3 separate regions of the Homo sapiens genome follow, and regions 2 and 3 are each linked to region 1. A link is a loop called in an ENCODE intact Hi-C map of the cell type or tissue named here. Cell type or tissue: PC-9. All regions are shown on one strand.

What was found. Peaks named below come from ENCODE experiments on the same cell type or tissue, not always from the same donor. Only the 100,000 strongest peaks of a DNase experiment are listed, where the experiment ranks them.
Region 2: it touches region 1 in a loop (8-fold over the local background); 4 of 110 quality-filtered maps call a loop at or near these places.
Region 3: a loop joins it to region 1, with 6 times the contacts of the local background. A loop is called at or near these places in 4 of 110 quality-filtered maps.

Annotation. Positions count from the first base shown.
Region 1 is chr2:196,290,611-196,294,610 of GRCh38, forward strand. It overlaps HECW2 (HECT, C2 and WW domain containing E3 ubiquitin protein ligase 2), which reads right to left. Exons shown (of 29, transcript NM_001348768.2): 14 at 1,955-2,140. Among named protein-coding and RNA genes, the nearest start is that of HECW2-AS1, 33 kb to the left of the region's middle. In PC-9, no CTCF peak of the experiment used is centred here; DNase peaks (open chromatin) are centred at 891, 1,471, 1,871 and 3,671; H3K4me3 peaks cover 1,026 bases; H3K27ac peaks cover 4,000 bases.
Region 2 is chr2:196,129,348-196,133,347 of GRCh38, forward strand. No RefSeq gene overlaps it. Among named protein-coding and RNA genes, the nearest start is that of STK17B, 40 kb to the right of the region's middle. In PC-9, a CTCF peak has its summit at 2,191 (motif pointing right); a DNase peak (open chromatin) is centred at 2,204.
Region 3 is chr2:196,231,476-196,235,475 of GRCh38, forward strand. The region is part of intron 21 of HECW2 (HECT, C2 and WW domain containing E3 ubiquitin protein ligase 2); the gene reads right to left. Among named protein-coding and RNA genes, the nearest start is that of HECW2-AS1, 27 kb to the right of the region's middle. In PC-9, no CTCF peak of the experiment used is centred here; DNase peaks (open chromatin) are centred at 1,676 and 2,116; H3K4me3 peaks cover 542 bases; H3K27ac peaks cover 3,064 bases.

The sequences.
Region 1 (4,000 bases):
CAGATGAACTCTTGGTGGGCTACTACTCTTTTATACCCAGGTATAATACTACCAGTATTTTTCAAAGTCCTTACTTGGACCATCTGTGCCCTTCCATCCAATGGAATATTTACAGGCACTGGGCTCTCAGGCTGTTGAACCAAATATAGTACCAGCAAAGCCATATCTTCCCCTGGTGTCCCTGCTTCCAGCTCAGTGTTCTGGAAAGGCTTCTCTGTCACGCCCATCTGACTCTAATTCAGTGTCATTTTACCTGTGGTCCAGGGACATAATCACAAGCCCAATTCTCTTTCATCTCTCCTAAACTTCATGCTTGCCACTTCTAATCTTCTCTTGGCTGGGAATTAGAGGTTTATTAAAAACACTTGCAGAAATCAAGTCAGTAGTTTCAATGAGAGTTTAAGGGCTTCTCCCATGCATTAAAATACATGCATTTTGTAACAACCATTTTGACTACTCATAGATTCTCAGGTAATATTGCTGGAAGCTGAGTTCAGGATAAGTAAGAGGCTATTGTGGTAAAGTTCCCTCTGCTAGAGGGAACTTTGGGGGGTAAATGGCATTTACTGAGTACTTTACGTGTTCCATTTGCCTTGAATGTTGATATACTTTACTCCTTACTTCTTTCAGGTATCTGCTCACCTATGGCCTTATCTGTGACATCCTCCCCAACCACCCTCTATGAAATAACATTCTCCATTCCTGTCTTTCACTAGACCTCATTTGTTGCGTTATTTTTCATCATAGCATTAATCAGCTCTTGGCCTACAAAGAATAGTATGTTTATTTATTTGTCTATTGCCTGTCTCTGAGACATGAATGCTGCATTCATGAGAATGACAGTTCTACAAAGTAGTTGGCTTACCTGTTTTGCTTAGGCGCTCAACAAATATTTGTTGAACAAACACTCCAAGGGTTGTTAAATACTTTAAATATGTCATTTTAATTTTCCCTACCCTTCAAGTCACATATTCCCAGACTTTTTATAGACAGAGAAACTGAGGTTGGTTACTCAATACTTGCAGAGCATAATGTCATGGTTAAGAGCATGGTTCCTGGAACCAGCCTGGCTGGCCTACAGCGTGGCTCAGCCACTGCCTGTCTCTGTGATGTCAGGCAAGTCACTGAACCATTCTGCACATGGAGCTGCTTATCTGTACATGGCAATAATAATAGTACTGCTTTATCAAAGTTGTGGTGAGGACCTTAAGAGCTTAAACAGTTCATGGCTCATAGTAGGTACTACATAAGAGTTAAATAAAAATTAAATCTTAGCTGAGGGTCACCTTATAACAAGCACTAATTTTCTCATTCTGATTTCTTACTCATAGAATGACTTCCTGATTGTAACCAGGCTTTCTGGTTCATCCACCTACAGAGGAAGTACGGATGTAGCTATTCTGGCCTGTGTTGCACAGTTACATATTTCTTGTCATAAATTAATCAATCAGTGAGTTTTGGTTAATGTGCTAACAAAATCACAGTTCTGAACCAGTAAGACTGAAGCCCAAGCCCAGACAGTGTCACAAAGACACACCTCATGTAGTTGCTTGCTTAGTGACCTCCTAGCCACCTTCTCCAAATAATACCACAACTTTTTATTCAAATACCTACAACACAAGCTGTATCACTAGGGATAAGGAAGCACTGCCTGAGAACCCTTTTCTCTAATCAGCAGAGCATAGAGAGAGATGACAGGTAGGAGAGTTTCCAGGGAGAAGTGAATGCTTTGCCAGCGTCACAGCCCTCCCTCCGCTCCCTCCACGACTTCAGAATGGCACAGTCACTGTTTGTGGTCACAAACAACCTGCTGTCCAGGTTTCACTTGAACAGAAGGTGGAATGTTTCACCTCACAAAGAGCCTTGGCCCTCACTTGAAGGGTAGGGCCAAGTGTCGAAGCCACAAGCAGCCCACAGGCATTTGGCACTCCCTGAGGCATCTCCCTCGTGTTACCTTGCCCTGGTGATCATGTTTCATTTCCCATCCCCGCGGCAGCTCTAGCTGTTTGTTCGCGAACATGTTGAGGAATCCCACAAGGTCGCGGTTATGCTGGTAGCGTTCAAAGTGGTGGGTGTCCCTCCGGACTTTGGTGATCATGTGCTTCAAACACGTGTTGTTTGTAAACATGCGGTAGGCACTCTAAAGAAAAGAATGGAGAACCAATGTTAACCCACTTGTGACATGCAGAAGCACCAGAAATACTACACATGGGTATGGCTAATCTTCCAATAAGTAATGAAATGCATATATAAGCTTTGACAGAACTCTAGACCCATGTATGGAAACAGCAGACAGAGCAAAATATCTTGAACAAAATGAAACATAAAGACTACAGAAGGTAAGGCAGTATCCACAGCTGGTGTCTAGTTCTCTTTTTTTAACTTTTATTTGTATTTGAAGTTCTGGGGTACATGTGCAAGAAGAGCACGTTTGTTAAATAGGTAAACGTGTGCCATGGTGGTTTGCTGTACCTATCAACCCATCACCCAGGTATTAAGCCCAGCACGCATTAGCTATTTTTCCCTAATTCTCTCCCTCCCCCAGTCCTACTCTGAAACAGGCCCCAGTGTGTGTTGTTCCCCTCTCTGTGTCCATGTGTTGTCATTTTTCAGCTCCCACTTATAAGTGAGAACATGTGGTGTTTGGTTTTCTGTTCCTGTGTTAGTTTGCTGAGGATAATGGCTTCCAGTTCCATCCACGTTCCTGCAAAGGACATTATCTCATTCCTTTTCGTGGCTGCATAGCATTCCATGGTATATATATGCTACATTTTCTTTATCCAGTCTATCATTGATGGATATTTGGGTTGATTCCATGTCTTTGCTATTGTGAATGATGCTGCAATGAACATATATGTGCAGGTATCTTTGTAATAGAATGATTTATATTCCTTTGGGTAAATACCTAGTAATGGGATTGCTGGGTCAAATGGTATTTCTGGTTCTAGATCTTTGAGGAATCTCCACACTGTTTTCCACAATGGTTGAACTAATTTACTAAAGAACAAACATGTTGTGGAGTCTCACTGCACATGGGCCATTAAATCCTGAAGCTGGTTTTAGGAAAGAAACACACAGTCAAAATTATACCACACTGGCGATGAATATGCCACCTTACAGAGAGCCCTGACATAGCCAGTTTCTCCCCCAGTATTGGACTAGGTTATTGGCTCTCTGAGTGAGTGCCAGATGACACAACTAGTATACACTTAAGGGCCAAGTTGCATGGAAAAATGCTTGCCATACATTTCTATACTAGAAGGACATGCAATGGAATGAGTTGCTCTCACTGACCATCACACTCAACTGAGATCACAATAGACTGAGGTTTTAGAATCTCACCCTTCATAGAGGCATATAAGCTTGGTGAATGGAATAGCAGGCTGAGGTGCCTGGGCTGTACATCTCATTCTTTTTTCTTTTTTTCTCTTTTTCCCTGTGTATATTTGGTTGGATGTATATGAATGAAATGCAAGTTTAAAAAAACTCCACTATACCACCACACAGAAAAGTGATTGTTTTGTCCAAAACCTTACAGTCTTCATTTCTATGATATTTAAAGAAGATTCCACAAACTGACTATGTCATGATTGTCCACATATGAGTCAGTCAATAAATATTTATTGCATAATACCATGCACAAAACAGCAGAAGAGGAATAACTGTATGGCAGCTGTTTCCTTGAATCATCAGAGGGAATATGATATTCATGAAACTGACCAGGCCGTGAATGATCATCCTGGAACTCTATTCTTCTCAGACTGATTCAAAGGGCTTTGGATTCGTTTTATCTTTAGTGTCTCAGGGACACTAGACTGAGTCTGGACCTCTTCCAGCTTTATGGGTTCTGTTATCTATTTTAGTCTAAATCGTATGGGTTCTGTTATCTATTTTAGTCTAAACTTTATGGGTTGTTATCTATTTTAGTCTAAGACAGCCCAAGGCAAACCCCAAGGACTCTAGAGTCTCTGGAAATGATTTCATTTTAATAAACATTTAT
Region 2 (4,000 bases), 160 kb before region 1:
AGTAATTAAGAGGTTTTGTTCTGGTTCTTTGCAAGCCTTTAACATGCACATTAGAAAGTGTTTTCTTTGCCATTCGTTTGTGGGATCACTAGGGCTCCAATTACACTTTTTAAAGGGGCACTCTTTCTATTGAGAATGGGGATCCTGTCTCTCTTTTACCCTTTTTTTTCCTTTAGACTTTTTCCTTTCAAGAATTTTAGACTGCCAGCCTGGCCAACATGGTGAAACCTCGTCTCTACTAAAAATACAAAAAATTAGCTGGGTGTGGTGACACACACCTGTAATCCCAGCTACTCAGAGGCTGAGGCAGGAGAATTGCTTGAACCTGGGTGGTGGAGGTTGCAGTGAGCCGAGATCACACCACTGCACTCCAGCCTGGGCGACAGAGTGAGACTTGGTCAAAAAAAAAAAAAAAAGAATTTTAGACCGGCTATAGGAGATATGCTGTTTATCTCTGAATGTTTCTGCTGCCTATAAGGCTTTTCTGTGACAGAGTTTGGCTTAAAAGTAACATAGCATCTCTATGTTAGATTAAACACTTGGGTTAAATTTTGGAAAGCCTCTATATACGTATCAGGGTCATCAGAAAATCTGCCCAAGCTGTCCAAGTGTCTCTTTATTTCCCTAAGGTCCTGTAATGAGAAGGGAACATGTACCCTAGCGGTACCCCTTCCATCTGGCATTTCTTGTAGGGGTAGGAGTGAAACTGGGCAATGCGGAGTTTCAGAGATGGTGGAGCTGGAGGAGCTGATGGCACAATTGGAGGGGTCGCTGGATAAGGGAAACTGGAAGGACTGGGGTACTTAGAAGCCACCTCCAATGGCTCCTCTAAAACCTGCTCTTCTTAGGGGAACTACTCTCCATAGACCTGCCTGATATGATTGCTAAGAGGGCTGAGGTGATTGTGCAATGCTTGCAAAGGTCTGGGTTGTCTTGCAGGGCAGAGAAAGCCTGTACATAGGGGACCTTGGACCATTTGCCCTTCTGTCTACAGAAAAGATCTAATTGTTGGATAAGATTAAAGTCAAGGTTTCCTTCAGCTGGCCAGGTCTGTTCACTCTTGGGATGGTAAGACGACCATGCACTTGGGCAAAATAAAATTAGTTTTGGGGTCAAAGGAGTTCAAAATGCACTCCAGAGGTGTGCAGGCTGAAGATGGCTTGCTACCCATCCTAGAAAAGAGACAAGAGAAGAGGCATTCCTCAGTCTCCTTGTTCTTTTTGGTATGACCCAAGGTAGAGGGGAAGACAATGGGAGCGTCCCCCTGACTGTTCCCCTCCCTGGTCCCTGGGTCCCAGCACTGTGTGTGCCACCCAGTGGTTGCAGGCATGACCCTCAAACCATGGTCCCAGAGAAGCTAAATAATGGGGATAGTCACGCATACCCATGTAGCCTTTGTCCCCTGCCTGGTGATTGCCGTTTGATCTTCCAGACTTGTGTGACCTGCGTGGCTCCTTGATGGGTGAGTCTTGAGAGAGATTATGTAACAGTTGCATTTGAGCAAGGTCCTTTAATGGAGGGAGTATACTGGACTGAGCTTCATACTCTACTATTATGGACCGGACTAGAGAATGTATTCTTAGGTGGCAGTTCTAGTTAACTTCCAGACATAAAATCCCCTTTCTATTTAGATGCCATTCTAGTTGTAGGCGGAATAAGTGTCTCAAAAGAACATAAGGGTCAATTGGTGGGTGGCCTTCCTGCTAATGGAGAGTTGGTCAAAAAAAAAAAAAAAAAGAATTTTAGACCGGCTATAGGAGATATGCTGTTTATCTCTGAATGTTTCTGCTGCCTATAAGGCTTTTCTGTGACAGAGTTTGGCTTAAAAGTAACATAGCATCTCTCTCTATGTTAGATTAAACACTTGGGTTAAATTTTGGAAAGCCTCTATATACGTATCAGGGTCATCAGAAAATCTGCCCAAGCTGTCCAAGTGTCTCTTTATTTCCCTAAGGTCCTGTAATGAGAAGGGAACATGTACCCTAGCGGTACATGTTGAGACTAAAATTTGGTTTTGGAGGACATATTTCTCCTCATTGCTGAAAGCAGAGATCTCCTGCTTGCAGAGGGGGCATAACGTCGGTCTCTAGCAGATGTAAAAAAGAGAAGAACTGGAAAACTAGAGGCTTTTGGCAAAGGGCATACAAGGTCGCCCAGGGAGGGAATTCTCATCCCACTAGGTGGCGCTGTAAGCCTTGAAATACCAGGCAGTAACTTTGCCTCCATATGCCCTCTGAACAAAGGACAGAGAGGGAAGTCTGACATGTGGCAAGTTGTTCCCAGCATACCTCCTAGCAGGAGAAAGTTCATTTGTCTCATAGAGGGGCTATCCAGTACAACTGGGCAGTATTGGCTCCCCACATGGGAAAGGAAACAGCCCAGGTGGAAAGAGAGATGTTCGCTGGGTGGGGCATGACCTCCTACCCAACCCCAGGAAGTGCTATCATTAGGAGTTAAGTAGTCTTTGAGATCTGGATCATGAAGTCCCCCTGTCTGTAGAAAGTCACGAAAACAGCAAACTTTGACCTGCATTCCTGATTGCTAAGGTGGTTGCTAAGCTTGCCTAATTGAATTATTTCCCCGGGATGTAAAAACTCCTACAGCAGTGCATACAGAGACGGCACAAGAGACATGGTGACTGTGGAAAGGAAAGGAGGAAACTAAGGTTCGCATAGGAAAGCTTGGTGATCCTATGGCCGACACCTGGTTGGGCAATTGGAGGCTGGGGTCAGTCCAGGAGTAGCCCTGGCCAGAAATCCTCAGTTGCTCCAGGACCTCTTCCAGACCCATGCAATAGCAAAGTTGTGTGTGACAGAAAACTAGTTTGGACAGAGCCAACATTCCCAGCACCATGAGGGCACTGGGGATGGACTAAGTCCTCCCCAGCAAGCCTCACATTTGAGTCTTTTAAGACCGGCAGCTAGCCCTTGTGGCTCATTAATCAGCAGACAGATACCTTGTTTTTTTGATAGTTCTTTGAGAGAATAAAAACTGAGGATGAGAAGCCTCAGAAGTGAAAGTAGAGAGTCTGCTCCCTTACCCTTCTGATTAATTCACCTTCAAATCCTGGGCGAGCCCCCAAAATGAAGCAGCCTCATTGTCTGGGGTAAACACCAAGGTTCTTGGTCTCATGGCCAAGGAAATTGAGGTTGCAGACAAACCCACACAGAAACTGGAGCAGGAGTTTAACAGGTAAAAGGAAAGAACAGCTGTCAGAGAGGGGTCCCCAGTGGGTTTCCAGTAAAAATGTCAGGGTTTTTATACATGGGCTACTGAGGAAGGGGGCATCTTATCCTCCTAGGGCCTGAAGCTTTAGTTGGGACCAGGTGTGCTATCTGCATAGAGCATGAGTTTCTATCAGCCTTTACCTGATTCCTTGACAACCTAGGCAGACTCTTAATCTGTGTTGCTGTGTGCTGCTTTGTGTCACTTATTTGGGAGGGAGAGTTTCTGTGACTGTTCCCAGACATTTTTTTCCAGCTGCAGGTATCCCCCTCCAATATCCACTTCTGGCTTCCCTAGCTTAGTGTGCCTAAAGGAAAGGAATGTGCTTATTAAGGCCCACTGTTTTTACTGGGGCCCACTATATGAGTGTGAAGTTTGGTGATTACCCGGGAGACTCACCCCCTCCTTCTGTGCCCCAGTTGTTTATCTGTGTTTTACAGCCTCATCTTCTTACCTGTCCATGTGCAGCCTGAGTTTTTTCCAAGGTTGTTTTATTTTTTGCCTGTTGCTGTGTGACTTTTCAGGCAGGCTGCTTCTGCAGTCTGAATTTTTCCAATCATTTTTCCCTTTCCTTCTCCCTCAAAAACAAGTTAGGTAAGCTTCATTCAGGCATGAATTACAGTGCTATTGCCTGTTAGTTCAATGTTAATGAACCAACAATATATATTAAATGTACAATTAAATAGAAATACACAAAACTATGCATTGATCAATTGTTTAAAATGCTATGAACAGAGCCTTGCAGGAACCTAACTCTGTATTTCCCCTAGGAGCA
Region 3 (4,000 bases), 59 kb before region 1:
CACCCTCTGGTTTGTAAATAAAGTGTTACTGGAACACAGCTGTGCCCATTTATGTATTGATGTTGTCCGCTTTCCTGCTACAAGGGCAGAGTTGAGTAGGTGCCATAGAGGTTTGACTGGTGAAATCCCAAATATTTACCACCTAGCCCTTTACAGGAAAATTTTGCTAACCTCTGTTACAAAAGAAAGAAAATAGGAGGAAAATACTACTTGTTAAAATATCTAGCTTATGGGCGGGGGCAGTGGCTCACGCCTGTAATCCCATCACTTTGGGAGGCTGAGGCAGACGGATCACAAGGTCAGGACCATCGAGACCATCCTGGCTAACATGGTGAAACCCCGTCTCTACTAAAAATACAAAAAATTAGCAGAATGTGGTGGTGGGCGCCTGTAGTCCCAGCTACTTGGGAGGCTGAGGCAGGAGAATGGCGTGAACCCAGGAGGCAGAGCTTGCAGTGAGCAGAGATCGCGCCACTGCACTCCAGCCTGGGTGACAGTGAGAGAGACTTTGTATCAAATAAAAAAAAAATCTAGCTTACAATATCCTAGGGTGTACGCAACCTCAAGGAGTGGGTAGAATACTAAGTGTGAGGCACAGAGTGAGCACCCGTCAGCCATGGTCATTCTCTGTGAGGCTTTCAGACACAATAGAGCATACAATGGATAAGGTCGGAGACAGCTGAAACATGAGGCAAATACTTCAGGAGTCAGTTTTCTTACAGACAACTGGTAAAAGTAAAATGGGATTTTGCCTGCTTAAAATTAAACTGTGGCATTCAGTTAGAAGTATCAGGGTTTCTTTAAGCTTTACCTCTGAGTATTTTAATAATACTGCACTTATAGAGTGCATTACAATTATCTGTCTATGTGCCTGCCTCCCCTATACATACATACTAGTCTGTAACTACACTGGGGCAGGGACCATGTTTTACTCATTTTTATATCTGTACCTAGCCTGATACACAGTGGGGGCTCAATATATATTGTTGAATCAATGAGTGGAGCTCTTTGATGCTTTCTAAAGAAAAATCAACATTGCTTACATTGTTATTTGGTATCTAGCAGATTTGCACATTTGCCTTTGAGTGGTATATTGATTCAATGACATGAACAGGTTATACCAATCCCTGAAAGGTTGCTCAATTTGAAAACATTGTCAGAAATCATCAAGTAAATTATGCTTAGAAAGTTTAACATGTAATATCTTCTCAGGTGGTAAAGTTTGCTAAAACAACAAAGACTGACCTCACTGATTAGTTCCCTTTTTATGATGATAGCTGAATCTGGCTGAAGATGAGATGAATGTTCCCTGAGGAATTAAACTGAAAATGAAAAGTCTTGTTTTCCCAAGCAAAAACAGAGCTAACAGTTAGTTCCTCTAGGAGAAAATGTGTCTTCAACTGGTCAAGTTTTTATCTGCTGACTTTTAACTCTAGAAGCACTGATGGAGTCACCTCTAAAGCCAAAATAGTCTTAAACTTTGATTTGATTATAATCCAAAGCTTAGAACTGCCTATCTGAGAGCAGGTTGTAGATTACAATTTATAAATAAGCCTAGCTAACTCAGTAAAACATGTCACAGCAGGGTACATCATGCCTTTGCTTCCTGTAATGTCTTAGCAACTTCTTTCATATAAATAGTTAATATGACTCATATCACAGGGATTGTCTGTTACATTCCTGTTTTGCCAGTTAGGTTGGTTCCACAGCTAAAGGCTTGGCACGGAAATATAAAAACTCTGGACGACGGGTGTGTAGCCGCACAACAGCTGCATCTGAGGGCATTTCCGAATAAGCACAGATGTCTCCAGGGTGGCCATGTAGTCTGGAGCCCCAAGTGCTGATAGAGCATTTTAAATATCATCACATGGCTGGGTTGGCACTCCACCCAAGTTGTCAGTGGCACCCAAAATTTGTTAAAATAACAAATTTTATTCTCCCATTCTTTATTTTCAACTAAGAATTACTGAAAACTAAGTATTCTAATGAAAGCAGACTATAAAATGAAAGAAGATGATGGCCTTGGGAAGTCACACCATTTCCTACAAGTTGGTTCAGGCACACATGGCCTACACACCTTCTGATTCACCCTCAGATATTTATAGCAGCAAGGTGTTAGTTCTTGAGCCAATTAAGAAAGCCTGGTAGGTGAGTAAGGTATTTTGATATGATAAACAAAGTCTTACCAGGTGCTACCAAACCAAAGCCTAGATACAGAAGCATCCTTCTTTAGAAAGGTTTGGGTAATTTAGGTTATCCTGTGAATGTCTCTTTTTGGAAGAAAAAAAGGGAACACCATAAAGTGTACCTTGAAGCTTCACAGATTTCTGAGAAATTAATGACCAAGCTCAGGGCCTCAAACAGCTTCTAGTGAGGATCTGACCAGTCATATGTAAGAACTGGTTGGTTACTTTATAAGCAGAGACTGAAGAAAACTCCTTCAGATCTCATCCTCCCTAGTTGCTTTCATTTGCCTGTCTCAGGGGAGTTACAGAAAGCTCAAAAGGAAGATATTACAGGAAGTTCTTAAACTCCCAAACTAAAACTGCTTGTACACATCTCCACCCCAGTCAAAGTGTGGCTCTGCAAGACATGATTGATGTCATATTGATGGCACCTCACACATAATAAACTCATTCTTTCTTAAGAAAGGTGCCTTTTACAGGGTTGGCCATGGAGAAAAAGAGGCAGGGCAATCACAGTGTAAACCTCCTCTCTTTACGCAGGCCACTATTTCTTTAATGTTTTGGGTATTAAGAAATTAGTGGCCCCACGCCTTATCAGAACACAACAGTCTAATCCAGTTTTTTTTTTTTTTTAAAGAGACAGGGTGACAGGGTTTTGCTCTGTCACCCAGGCTGGAGTACAGTGGCACAATCGTAGCTCACTGTAACCTTGAGCTCCTGGACTCAAGCGATCCTCCTGCCTCAGCCTCCCAAGTATCTAGGACTACAGACACAAGCCATCACAACCAGCTAATTATTTATTTATTTATTTTTTATAGAAATGGGGTCTCACTATGTTGCCCAATCTAGTTTGGAACTCCTCGCCTGAAGCAATACTCCCACCTTGGCCTCCCAAAGTGCTGGGATTATAGGTATGAGCCACCATGCCTAGCATCTAGGTAACTTTTTAAATCATATAACTTTAGTTGCTAGGACTTTTAATTCAAAAGAAAATAATACACTGGAGAATGTGCAGTATAATAATAGAGCTGGAAAATACGTAGAATAATTCACTGGAGAATATGTAGTATTTCATTGACCTCAACCCTAGAGAAGCAACTTCTTAGTAGACTGATGCCCAGCAGAAATAGGCAACCCCTGCGTGCAATTTCACGCCACATTCAGTCAAGATGACTCAGTTTTCAGCCACTCCACCACTGCCGATCTCCCTTCCCCACAACTTTGCAAAGGCAGATAACCAGATTAAGTTGTGTGGAAATTTTCATGACTAAAGCAAAACCTCCAGCTCTAACCAAATTAAATCACTAGTTACAAGATAGGGCTTAGAAACTACCTACTTTTTGTAAAAAGCCAAAGCATAATATAAAATGTGATCTTAGTTGGTGATGAACTAATCAACTAAAGTATTTGTATTTATAGACTCTAGGATTATTTTTGTATTTTTTTTTTGTTTTTAGACCCAGTCTCGCTCTGTCGCCCAGGCTGGAGTGCAGTGGTGTGATCTCAGCTCACTGCAAGCTCTGCCTCCCAGGTTCAAGCAATTCTCCTGCCTCAGCCACCCTAGAAGCTGGGAGTACAGGCACTCACCACCATGCCCAGCTAATTTTTTTGTATTTTTATTAGAGACGGGGTTTCACCATGAGTTAGCCAGGATGGTCTCAATCTCCTGACCTCGTGATCTGCCTGCCTCAGCCTCCCAAAGTGCTGGGATTACAGGTGTGAGCCACCACGCCTGGCCTTATTTTTGTATTTCTAAATTGAATACATACATCTCTAGTATTGTGGGGCTAATTCTACCTTGCATGGAATTTGCA